Linked DNA regions of Homo sapiens: region 1 is linked to region 2. A link is a loop called in an ENCODE intact Hi-C map of the cell type or tissue named here. Cell type or tissue: heart right ventricle. All regions are shown on one strand.

Region 1 (5,000 bases), 510 kb before region 2:
CCGGATAGCAGCGATCTTAAGGCCGAGGATTGGAATACCGGAGTCCCTGTGTGACTTCAGGCAAGTCAGGGCCCCACTCTGGATAACAAAGGGGCAGGCAGGAGGACCCCTACAGTCCCCACTGCTGCTCTTTTAGGCATTCCCTTTCTGGCGGAGTTCCTTGGGTTTCCTTGGGAGGCAGAGGCACCTGGAAGACCAACCCAGAGCTGAAGATCTAAAATGACAGATTGGCAGGGTCCTGGCTTGGAGCAGCTGCAGCAGGTATCCAGGCATGGGAGCAGGCATCTTGGGCACAACAGGATCAGATGATTGTGAGCAAAGCCACGGGATTTGGGTAGGTCCCAGATGAAGGAGCCATGAGTAGTGTCAGCACACCCTTCTCTTTGCCCAGATGAAAGTCCAGTGAGCCACCCATGGTTATGTGGCAAGCTCATGGGAAGGCATTTTGGCTGACAGGAAGAGCAGGAACAAAGTGGTCAAGACTCCCATGTTCAACACAGGTGACTTAAGTCTATAATGAGGTAAAGCACGGGAAAACATCTAGTCTAATGGCACATAGTAGATGCTTAATAAATGCAAATGTATTGAACACCAGACCTTATGCTGAGAAGCAATGGGTCACACACAGTCTCTTCCCTTGAGCTCAGAGCCTGGGGAGGGCAAGAGATGGGTACAGAAACATTCCTGGCCTATGCAGGGATAAAGGACAGCACAGGAACTATGGGGACCCAGAGGAAGATGGGATTGAACTTTTATCGAGAGCAGGCTGTGTGCCCAGTAGTGAACTTGGGGAGAAAGGTATATTGAGGAAGGCAACTCATGGAGGAGGTGACTTTGCACTGGCACTTTTTGTTTTGTTTGAGATGGAGTCTTGCTCTGTTGCCCAGGGTGGAGTGCAGTGGCACCATATCGGCTCACTGCAATCTCCACCTCCCAGTTTACGCAATTCTTTTGCTCAACCTCAGAGCAGCTGGGACTACAGGCATGTGCCACCACCCCTGGCTAATTTTTGTTGTTTTAGTAGAGACAGGGTTTCACCATGTTGACCAGGCTGGTCTCGAACTCCTGGCCTCAAGTGATCCACCCTCCTCGGCCTCCCAAAGTGCTGGAATTACAGGTGTGAGCCACCACGCCTGGCCTGCACTGGTTTTTAAGCCAAGAAGGCAGAGAAAGTTATTTCAAGCAGAGGCAAGAATATATATCGGGGGCCAGGCGCAGTGGCTCACGCCTGTTACCCCAGCACTTTGGGAGGCCGAGGTGGGTGGATCACGAGGTTAGGAGTTCGAGACCAGCCTGACCAACATGGTGAAACCTCGTCTCTACTAAAAATACAAAAATTAGCTGGGCGTGGTGAGGTGTGCCCGTAATCCCAGCTACTCGGGAGGCTGAGGCAGGAGAATTGCTTGAACCTGGGAGGTGGAGGTTGCAGTGAGCTGAGATCACATCATTGCACTCCAGCCTGGGCGACAGAGCAAGACTCTGTTTCAACACAAAAAAAAAGAATATATATTGGTCGGTGCAAAAGTAATTGTGGTTTTTGCTGTTGACTAAAGGCAAAAATTGCAATTTTGCACCAACCTAATACAAAGCCACAAGACTGGGGAAAGTATGGAACGTTTAAGGAGCTGGTGAGTATTTTGCTGTATAGGAAATGGGGCATCAGAGGTCAGCAGAGGCCCGGATGGGAAGAGCCTTGAATGCCAACTAAGGAGCAAGCATGGACTCCAAGGGCAGTGAGGAACCATGAAAGGTTTCTGAGCAAGAGAATGATGTGGTCAGAATCCATTACAGAAGGAAGCATCTTGCATTCATCGAGCCATCTGGAGAGACCTGGGGGTGGCGGGGAGGGAACTGGGCCAGTGGGCCCAGGTAGGAACTCTTAGCTGTGCTTCAGTCCACTGGGATTTATTTAGGTCAGAGCCGGGCTCCTGGGACTGGTGGCCTCTTCCCACATGGACAGTAGGTGGCGCTGCAGCTCTGTGTATGCAGCCTCCAGGGCGCTGCTACCTGCCCTCACCTAAGTGGGTCAGACCCCTTGTCCCACTTGGCCCTGGGGCTTGGGCCCCATCTCCAGGGATGAGGCTTGGAGGGGTAGGGTGGGGATGGGCTTTGCTCCTCCTCCTCCAGAAGCAGGGAAGGCCACTTGCTTTACAGAGCCACAGGATGTGTGAGTAGAGAGGGCCTCCAGGGATTTTCTGGCCCATGTCCTATTTCACATGTAGGTAAACTGAGGCCCCCAAGGGGGAGGGGCTTGCCTGAGTCACTGAATGGGTTAGTAGCTCAGGGGTGGTTCCAGTGCCTGATGTGGGAGTTCATCCCATCCCTTCCCTCTCCTAAATCCCTCCCGTTTGCCTCCTCTTGCCCTCCCCATTGCCCCCTCTCCTCTCGGTTCCCACCATCTACCTGGCCTGGACCACTGTCCCAGCCTCCTCACAGATGGCTGTGTTGTCTCTTCCATGCCTGCCCATACCTTTCCCCACCCCATCCATCCCCCACCCAGCCCAGGGATTTTCCCTCACACACAGATCCAGCGATCACCACCCCCACTCCGTTAAACCCTTCCCTGCCCCCCATCATCCCTAAATGCTGCTTAGCAGATGCAGATCTGCTCTGGGCTCCCAGGCCCCTGCTCACCCTGGCCGTCATGACTTATCCATGCCGATCCTAATGTCGCACTCTTTCTCACCTTCCATGACTCAGTGGGGTCCTCCAAGGTATGGGGGCTTAGGTGCCCCTTCTGGGCTGCCACAGCTGTGACCACACTGTGTGACTGAGGGTCCCTGCACCCATCTTCTCTGCTGAATCACCCAGAGCGCCTTCAGGGTGGGGACTCTGGCACCTGATTCACATTGCTCCCCGTGGCACGGGGCTTGGCCCCCATGGGAGCTTTGTGCTGTCCTTTTGGATGAATGACTGAATGACAGGTGCACTCTGAGAGCATCCTTACCAGATCACGGTACACCGCAATGGGCCAGGCACCGTGCTGGTACTTCCATGCACAGCCTCGAAATCCTAACAACAGCTTGGTGGGGTCACACTGGAATTACTAACTCTGTTTTGCAGAAGAGAGTGAAGCACAGAGAGGAGAGGTGACTTGCCTAAAGTCACACAGCAAGAGAGTGATAGAAACCAGGCTCATCAGGCTGCCTGGCATAGCAAGGCCACAGGCAGCTAAAGGGATGGGCTCAGCATGGTGAGACTGCTCCCAGGAGCTACAGGGCAGCAGCGGCCAAATCTCCCAGGGTCTGAGCAAAGCTAATGTGGAGCTATCAGGAGGCCACTCAGGTGCCTGCGCCCTCAAGAAGTCAGGTTCCCTCCCTGTTTTAGAGCATGGGAAGTCTCCAGTTGTTCCAAGTCAGGCAGGGACCTGGGCAGACTTGAGTACCAGAAGCACTTCTGTGGCTGCTGTGAGGTAGAGACCAGCAGCTGGAGGCCAGCCAAGAGGCCGACCCAGTGATCCAGGGAGAGGCAAGGCCCAGTGGGGCAAGCAGCACATGGTCTGGGATCAGGCCCGGCCAAAATGTTAATACCAAGGCCTTTCAAGGGGCCCTGTGGTCAGTAGGCTGGGTGCCTGGAAGCAAGAAGTAAGCAGTGATGGGCTGCCCATGAAGATAGGTGGGCAGAATGTGGTAACGAGCTGGGTGCAGTGGCTCATGCCTGTAATCCCAGCACTTTGGGAGGCTGAGGTGGGCGGATCGCTTAAGCCCAGGAGTTGGAGACCAGCCTGGCCAACATGGCAAAACCCCATCTCTACTAAAAATGCAAAATTTACCTGGGAGCAGTGGCATGCACCTGTAGTCCCAGCTACTGAGGTGGGAGGATTGCTTGAGCCTGGCGGGTCGAGGCTGCAGTGAGCCAAGATTGCACCACTACACTCCACCTTGGGTGACAGAGTAACTCTGCCTCAGAAAAAAACAAAACAAAACAAAAAACCATGGTAACAAACTGCAAATATTTGTTGCAGAAAAACCCAGGAGCATGGAAGGGCAAACGCAGAGGCCAGCAGAGTGGACTCAGGATTCTAGGTCACTGTACCAATGATGGGAGTGTCCTCAACTTGCTGCATGACCTTGATCTTATCCCTGTTCCTCTCTAGGCATCAATAAGGGAAATTTTAGCCTGAAGTCCCCCAAGGGGCCTCTGTATTTGGGTGCCCAGTTTTGATGCTACATAGAAGTCAAAGGTAGAAGGGCCCTTGGTGTCTCAGGCTCAGAAAGGGTTGGGCCTGCCCACATCCCACAACGAACACAGGCCCAGAACCAAGAACTCCTGAAAAGTCTGACTTGGTTACGGCACAAAGCACACTCCCTCCTGTTCTTCCAAGGCAAGTGTTCAGATCCTTTAGGGAGCCCTTTGGTGGTCATTTGGTGCAGCCTCTTTGGCTGGGCAGCTGCAGCTTCTTCTTCTTTTTTTTTTTTTTTTGAAACAGAGTCTCGCTCTGTCGCCCAGACTGGAGTGCAGTGGTGCGATCTCGGCTCACTGCAATCTCCGCCTCCCAGGTTCAAGCAGTTCTCCGCCTCAGCCTCCCAAGCAACTGTGATTACAGGCACCTGCCACCACGCCTGGCTAATTTTTGTATTTTTAGTAGAGATGGGGTTTCGCCATGTTGGCCAGGCTGGTCTTCAACTCCTAACCTCGTGATCCACCCGCCTCAGCCTCCCAAAGTGCTGGGATTACAGGCTTGAGCCACTGCGCCTGGCCCATCTTTTTTTTCTTTTGAGACAGAGTCTTGCTCTATCACCAGACTGGAGTGCAGTGGCGCTATCTTGGCTCACTGCAACTTTTGCCTCCTGGGTTCAAGTGATTCTCCTGCCTCAGCCTTCTGGGTGGCTGGGATTACAGGCACCCACCATCATACTCAACTAATTTTTGTATTTTTAGTAGAGACTGGGTTTCACCACGTTCACCAGGCTGGTCTTAAACTCCTGACCTCAAGTGATCCACCCGCCTCGGCCTCCCAAAGTGCTGGGATTATAGGCGTGAGCCACCATGCCCAGCCT
Region 2 (5,000 bases):
AGGCAGTCACATGTTCTGAGTTTCGAGCTGGGATTCTAAAGCAGTCTAACTCCAGTGTTGTTAATCCTACATTTTACTGCCTCTAATGAAATAGTGTTACTGCATATATTTTCAATACATTTATATAGCGAAGTCATACTTTCTTGGAATATATTTTTATATCATATACATTGAATGAAAAGATATACTGTTCATGTTTAATAGAAGAAAAATACTTTGACATATTAGTTTTCATCAAAAGTAAATATAAATCTCAAAAATCATTTGATACTTCAGAGAAGAAACTTTTTAAGATGTATGTTAGTGTGATTTAATGATACATAAAAAACATAAGAAATAAAATGTGTATGTATGATTTAAAAAATTAGATGAAAATATATGAAACAAAACTCCCTAAACGGAAAGTGGTAAAAAATATTTTGAAAAAGAGTTTGCAAGGAAGGGAAACAGGAATATGAAAAAGAAGTTTGAAATAAATATATGAAGCATGCGTTTGCTGTAAAAATGGTGGTGGAAGCAGGGGGTCGGGGAAGTCTCCACTTTTCTCCTCCTCATAATCCCATTATAACTCTTTAAATGGGAAAATATTCCACCCTCTCAGAAGTACTAGGGAAGAGTGTCTTCCAAACTTGCAGTCCACCCCATGGAAACAAAAGTGAAATATTTGATTTGTGAGAAGACTAGAGGTTGTCATCCTCTGGTCCAACTTCTCTATCAGGTGGTATAAATATATTAAAGTCACTGTATTAGTTTAAGACACAAACTGGGTGGCTTAAAACAGAAATTTATTCTCTCACAGTTCTGGAGTCCAGAAGTCCAAAATCAAAGGCTGTGCTCTCTTAGAAGGCTCGAGGAGAGAATCCTTCAATGCCCCTTCCAGATTCTGGTGGCTCCAGGTGTTCCTTGCCTTATGCCTACACAACTCCCAATCTCTGCCTCTATTTTTTTTTTTTTTTTTTTTTTTTGAGACAGAGTATTGCTCTGTTGCCCGGGCTGGAGTGCAGTGGCATAATCTCCACTCACTGCAACCTCCACCTCCCGGGTTCAAACATTCTTTTTTTTTTTCTTTTTTAGACGGACTTTCGCTCTCGTTGCCCAGGCTGGCGTGCAATGGCGTGATCTTGGCTCACTGCAACCTCCAAGGTTCAAGCGGGTTCAAGCGATTCTCCTGCCTCAGCCTCCCGAGTAGCTGGGATTACAGGCATGCACCACCACCCCAGCTAATTTTGTATTTTTTAGTAGAGACGGGGTTTCTCCATGTTGGTCAGGCTGGTCTGGAACTCTCGACCTTAGGTGATCTGCCCACCTCAGCCTCCCAAAGTGCTGGGATTACAGGCGTAAGCCACTGCGCCCAGCTGGATTCAAACAATTCTTGTGCCTCAGCCTCCCAAGTAGCTGGGACTACAGGTGTGCACCACCACACCTGGCTAATTTTTGTATTTTTAGTAGAGACGGGGCTTTGTCATGTTGGCCAGGCTGGTCTCACTACATTGCCCAGGCTGGTCTCGAACTCCTGGGATTGAGCAATTCTCCTGCCTCGGCCTCCCAAAGCGTTGGGATTGTAGCGATGAGCCACTGCGCCTGGCCTGTTCTTCTAAGAACACCTATCATTGAATTTGGGTCCCACCTAGATATTCAGTATTACCTCATCTTGAAATCTTTAACTTAATTTTATCTGCAAAGGCCCTTTTTTCCAAATAAGACTACATTCACAGGTTCAAGGAATTAGGATGTGGACATATTGTGTGGGCCACTATTCAACCCACTACACCATTCTTATATGGCCTGCCCCTCTTTTCTCTCAAGCTACCCTGTCCAAATGATGGAGAAATTAAGATGTTAATCTTAATTTGTATTAATCTGGACTAAAGTGTCAACCAACCACTAAGAAAATAACTCAAAAATATACAGAAACAAGAAGATAATTAAAATAGTATATTAGAAAACAGTTGTCTAACACACAAGAAGGCAGTAATGGAAAGAGTGAGGAATAAAAAAATAAGACACACAGAAAACAAATAGCAAAATGACAGATGTAAATCCCACCTTATAATTATATTAAATGTAAAGAGACTAAACAATCATATGGCAAAGAGTAGAAATGTGGATATAAAAAATATCCAACACTATTATGTCTACAACGCACTTTATATTCAAAGACACAAATAAGTTGAAAGGGAAAGGATAGAAAAGACATGTCATGCAAATAGGAACAAAAGAGTGTTGGGGTCGCTGTACCAATGTAGGTTATACACAGTAAACTTAGAGACAGAAACTGTTACTACAAAGAGCAGCATTTTATAATGATAAAGCGTGGATTCATCAGGAAGACATAACATAAACATGTTATAAACACGCATGCAGGTAACGGCAGAGTCCCAAAACACATGAAGCAAGAACTGACAGAACTGGAGGGAGACATCAATCAATAACAACAGTTGGAGAATTCAATACCCTGCTCTGAATAATGGATAGAACAATTAGGCAGAAGACCAACAAAGAAAGAGGATATTTGAACAACGTGATAAGCCAATTTGACCTAATAAATATCTTTATCTGTGAAACACCCTAGCTTTTAGCCTGGGTAAGGAGCTGGAGAGATGTGAAAATGTGGAAAGCAAGCCTAAGTCGCAGTGTGGCCTATGCCTGAGAGCCATCTTCAGTGCCCCCTTGTGGCTGTATCTGGGAACCACAGACAGAATCATGGAACTGACCATCTTCAGTCTCAAAGTGCTGCCCTCACCACTACACCCAGGGGCAGGTGGTCTTCGGGGGAAAGGCGGTTCCAGTTCCTTCTCCCAAGGTAACAACTCCCATCCCAAGGCAATGTTCACAGAACCTATCAGAGTCCCCCCTGCCCTATGCACAGCTTAAGACCAGGGTGGTCTCAGCTCTGATCAGGCCACTGAGGGCATCTGTCTGAGATTTGGGACCCAGTTATTGTCCCTGTTCTTCTTAGGCAGATGGCGGAGTTCCCCAGTACACAGAAGGTGCTCACTCTTCACAAAAAGCAGTGCTTGAGAATAACAGCCTACCTTGGTGGAGTAGCTTCGTTAGGGCCAGGGCTTGACTTGAAGCCAGAGACTGAGGTTGCAGTCCAGCCTTGGGTCAGCCTCAGGCTGGGGCTGGGGTGATGCTGAGACCCTCACCAGAAAAAAGGCCTTTACCCCATCCGAAAGGAAATGGCTATCCTCTGACCTGAGCACTCTAGCCTGAGGCCTGCCTGGCGCTAGAAGCCAGCCTCTGTTGTCCCCTCCCAGCACTCCTCCCACTGCTCTGCCTTTCTGCCCACATAGAAACTCTGGAGACACCAGCTCCCCACCCTTCCAAGCTAAGCCCCACTGCTGTCTCTGCCTCCTCCATCTTTCAAACCGGCAATGTTTTTCCAATCAGGCCTCCCTATCCTTCCCCTACTGCTCTGCCCTTCACTGCCTTCCTTTCCTGGCGACTCTCAGCCGCCCTTCAAGGCCCAGCTCAGGCGTTCTTTCCTCAGTGACGCACCCCCGGGCAGGCTGGGGCTTCTGGCACAGCTCTGGCCACCCTGCGTATCTTCAGCTGTTCCCAATGTTTGTCTCTGCTCCCAAGTAGCTCTCTCACAGTTTCTGGCACAGAGGAGTTGGCCCTGAGGGGGATGAACAGCAAGGACAGGCAGGACAGTTCTGGCAGTAAGGAAGTTAGAACAAGGTCCTTTGGTCTCGGCTAGGAAGGGTTCCCAGGTGCTTAGTACTCACTGAACAGAAAGGAATTAGAAAAGAGGTGGCATCTTGTAATCGCTAGGGTGACAGCAGGCCAGGCCTCTGCCTTTTTGGTAGAGCTGAGGCCAGGGGCAGGGAACACAGCTTGAGTGACCCATAAGGAGCCTTCCAGCTCAGCCACCCAAGGGCCCCCCAGCTGGACAGGAGCCCTTTACCACATGGTAGGCATCATGTCAAGTGGCTCCCAATGACCCCTGCCCCCTGGCATCCATTCCCTGGTGTAATCCCCTCCCGTCCAGTGGGAGCTGGACCGAGCAATGTTCATTTAATGAACAGAATATGGCAAAAGTGACAGGATATCACTTCCCAGGTTAGGTTATAAGGGCCTGGGACTTCCGTCTTGCTCGCACACTTCACTCCACTCACTGGCTCTTCTTGCTAAGTAAGCTGGTGTGCCGTGAGCTACCCCATGGAAAGGCCCATGTGGCAAGGAACTGAAAGTGGCCTCTGTCAACAGCCAGTGAGGAAGTCAATCCTGCGAACAACTGCAGGAACGGCCTTGGGAGTGGATCCTTCCTCAGCCCGGCTCCAAGACAACTGCAGCCCTGTGAGAAACCCTGAGTGGAGGACCAAGCCAAGCCTCAAATCGTGACTTGGAACTGGGAGACAACAGATGCTGTTGGAAGCCACTGAGCTCTGAAGTAGTTTGTTACACAGTGACAGGTAACTTACACACCATGGCAGGGTCATGTGGGCCAAAGGTGCAAGGGGCTAGAGGGCTCAGAGGGCAGCCAGCTGGGGACCCAGTCTTCCCCAGGTGTCAGCAGCAGATGCAGATGCAGCCCCAGCAATAACTCATAGAGGATTCTCACTTTCATTTATTTTCAAGGCATATACAAAAGTCTGACATGGTGCAATGATCTCATCAAGAGATAACAGAACACACAGGAGAGGGTTGGGTTTCCTCCCCGGCCCAACCCCCTCAGGAAGGCACAGAAAAGTGAGGCTTGGGTTCGGGGGCCACCTGCTTTGGAACTAATCTGCTGCTCAGAAGGCCAGGCCCCTTCTGAAGAGGGATCTCTTCCTCACATCCAGAATCTAGGATCTGGGGAAGGTAAACTGAGGCCACCAGTAAGCATGTGCTCCAGGCCAAGGCTGAGTCTGTGCTGCATCCATGTCATCAGCCACCCAAGAAAAACCAGTTACTCCACCTAGCTCATGGTGGCGGCATCCTCCCTGCAATGGTGCATGGGGGGCAGTCCTTTCCCCTGCAGGGTGTCATTGCCACCCCCATCCTCATCCTGG

Evidence for each region. Hi-C counts contacts between places; a loop is a spot of excess contacts. Peaks named below come from ENCODE experiments on the same cell type or tissue, not always from the same donor. Only the 100,000 strongest peaks of a DNase experiment are listed, where the experiment ranks them.
Region 1: a loop joins it to region 2, with 12 times the contacts of the local background. A loop is called at or near these places in 53 of 110 quality-filtered maps.

The regions. Positions count from the first base shown.
Region 1 is chr11:76,315,929-76,320,928 of GRCh38, reverse strand. It overlaps LOC105369395 (a long non-coding RNA gene), which reads right to left. Exons shown (of 5, transcript XR_950333.3): 5 at 270-449. Among named protein-coding and RNA genes, the nearest start is that of THAP12, 63 kb to the left of the region's middle. RefSeq lists an enhancer at 1,801-1,860. In heart right ventricle, CTCF peaks have their summits at 1,763 and 1,967 (motif pointing right); a DNase peak (open chromatin) is centred at 1,968; H3K27me3 peaks cover 795 bases.
Region 2 is chr11:75,801,090-75,806,089 of GRCh38, reverse strand. DGAT2 (diacylglycerol O-acyltransferase 2) reads right to left here. Exons shown (of 8, transcript NM_032564.5): 8 at 4,556-5,000. Among named protein-coding and RNA genes, the nearest start is that of UVRAG-DT, 11 kb to the left of the region's middle. In heart right ventricle, a CTCF peak has its summit at 2,667 (motif pointing left); DNase peaks (open chromatin) are centred at 2,679 and 4,165; H3K27ac peaks cover 946 bases.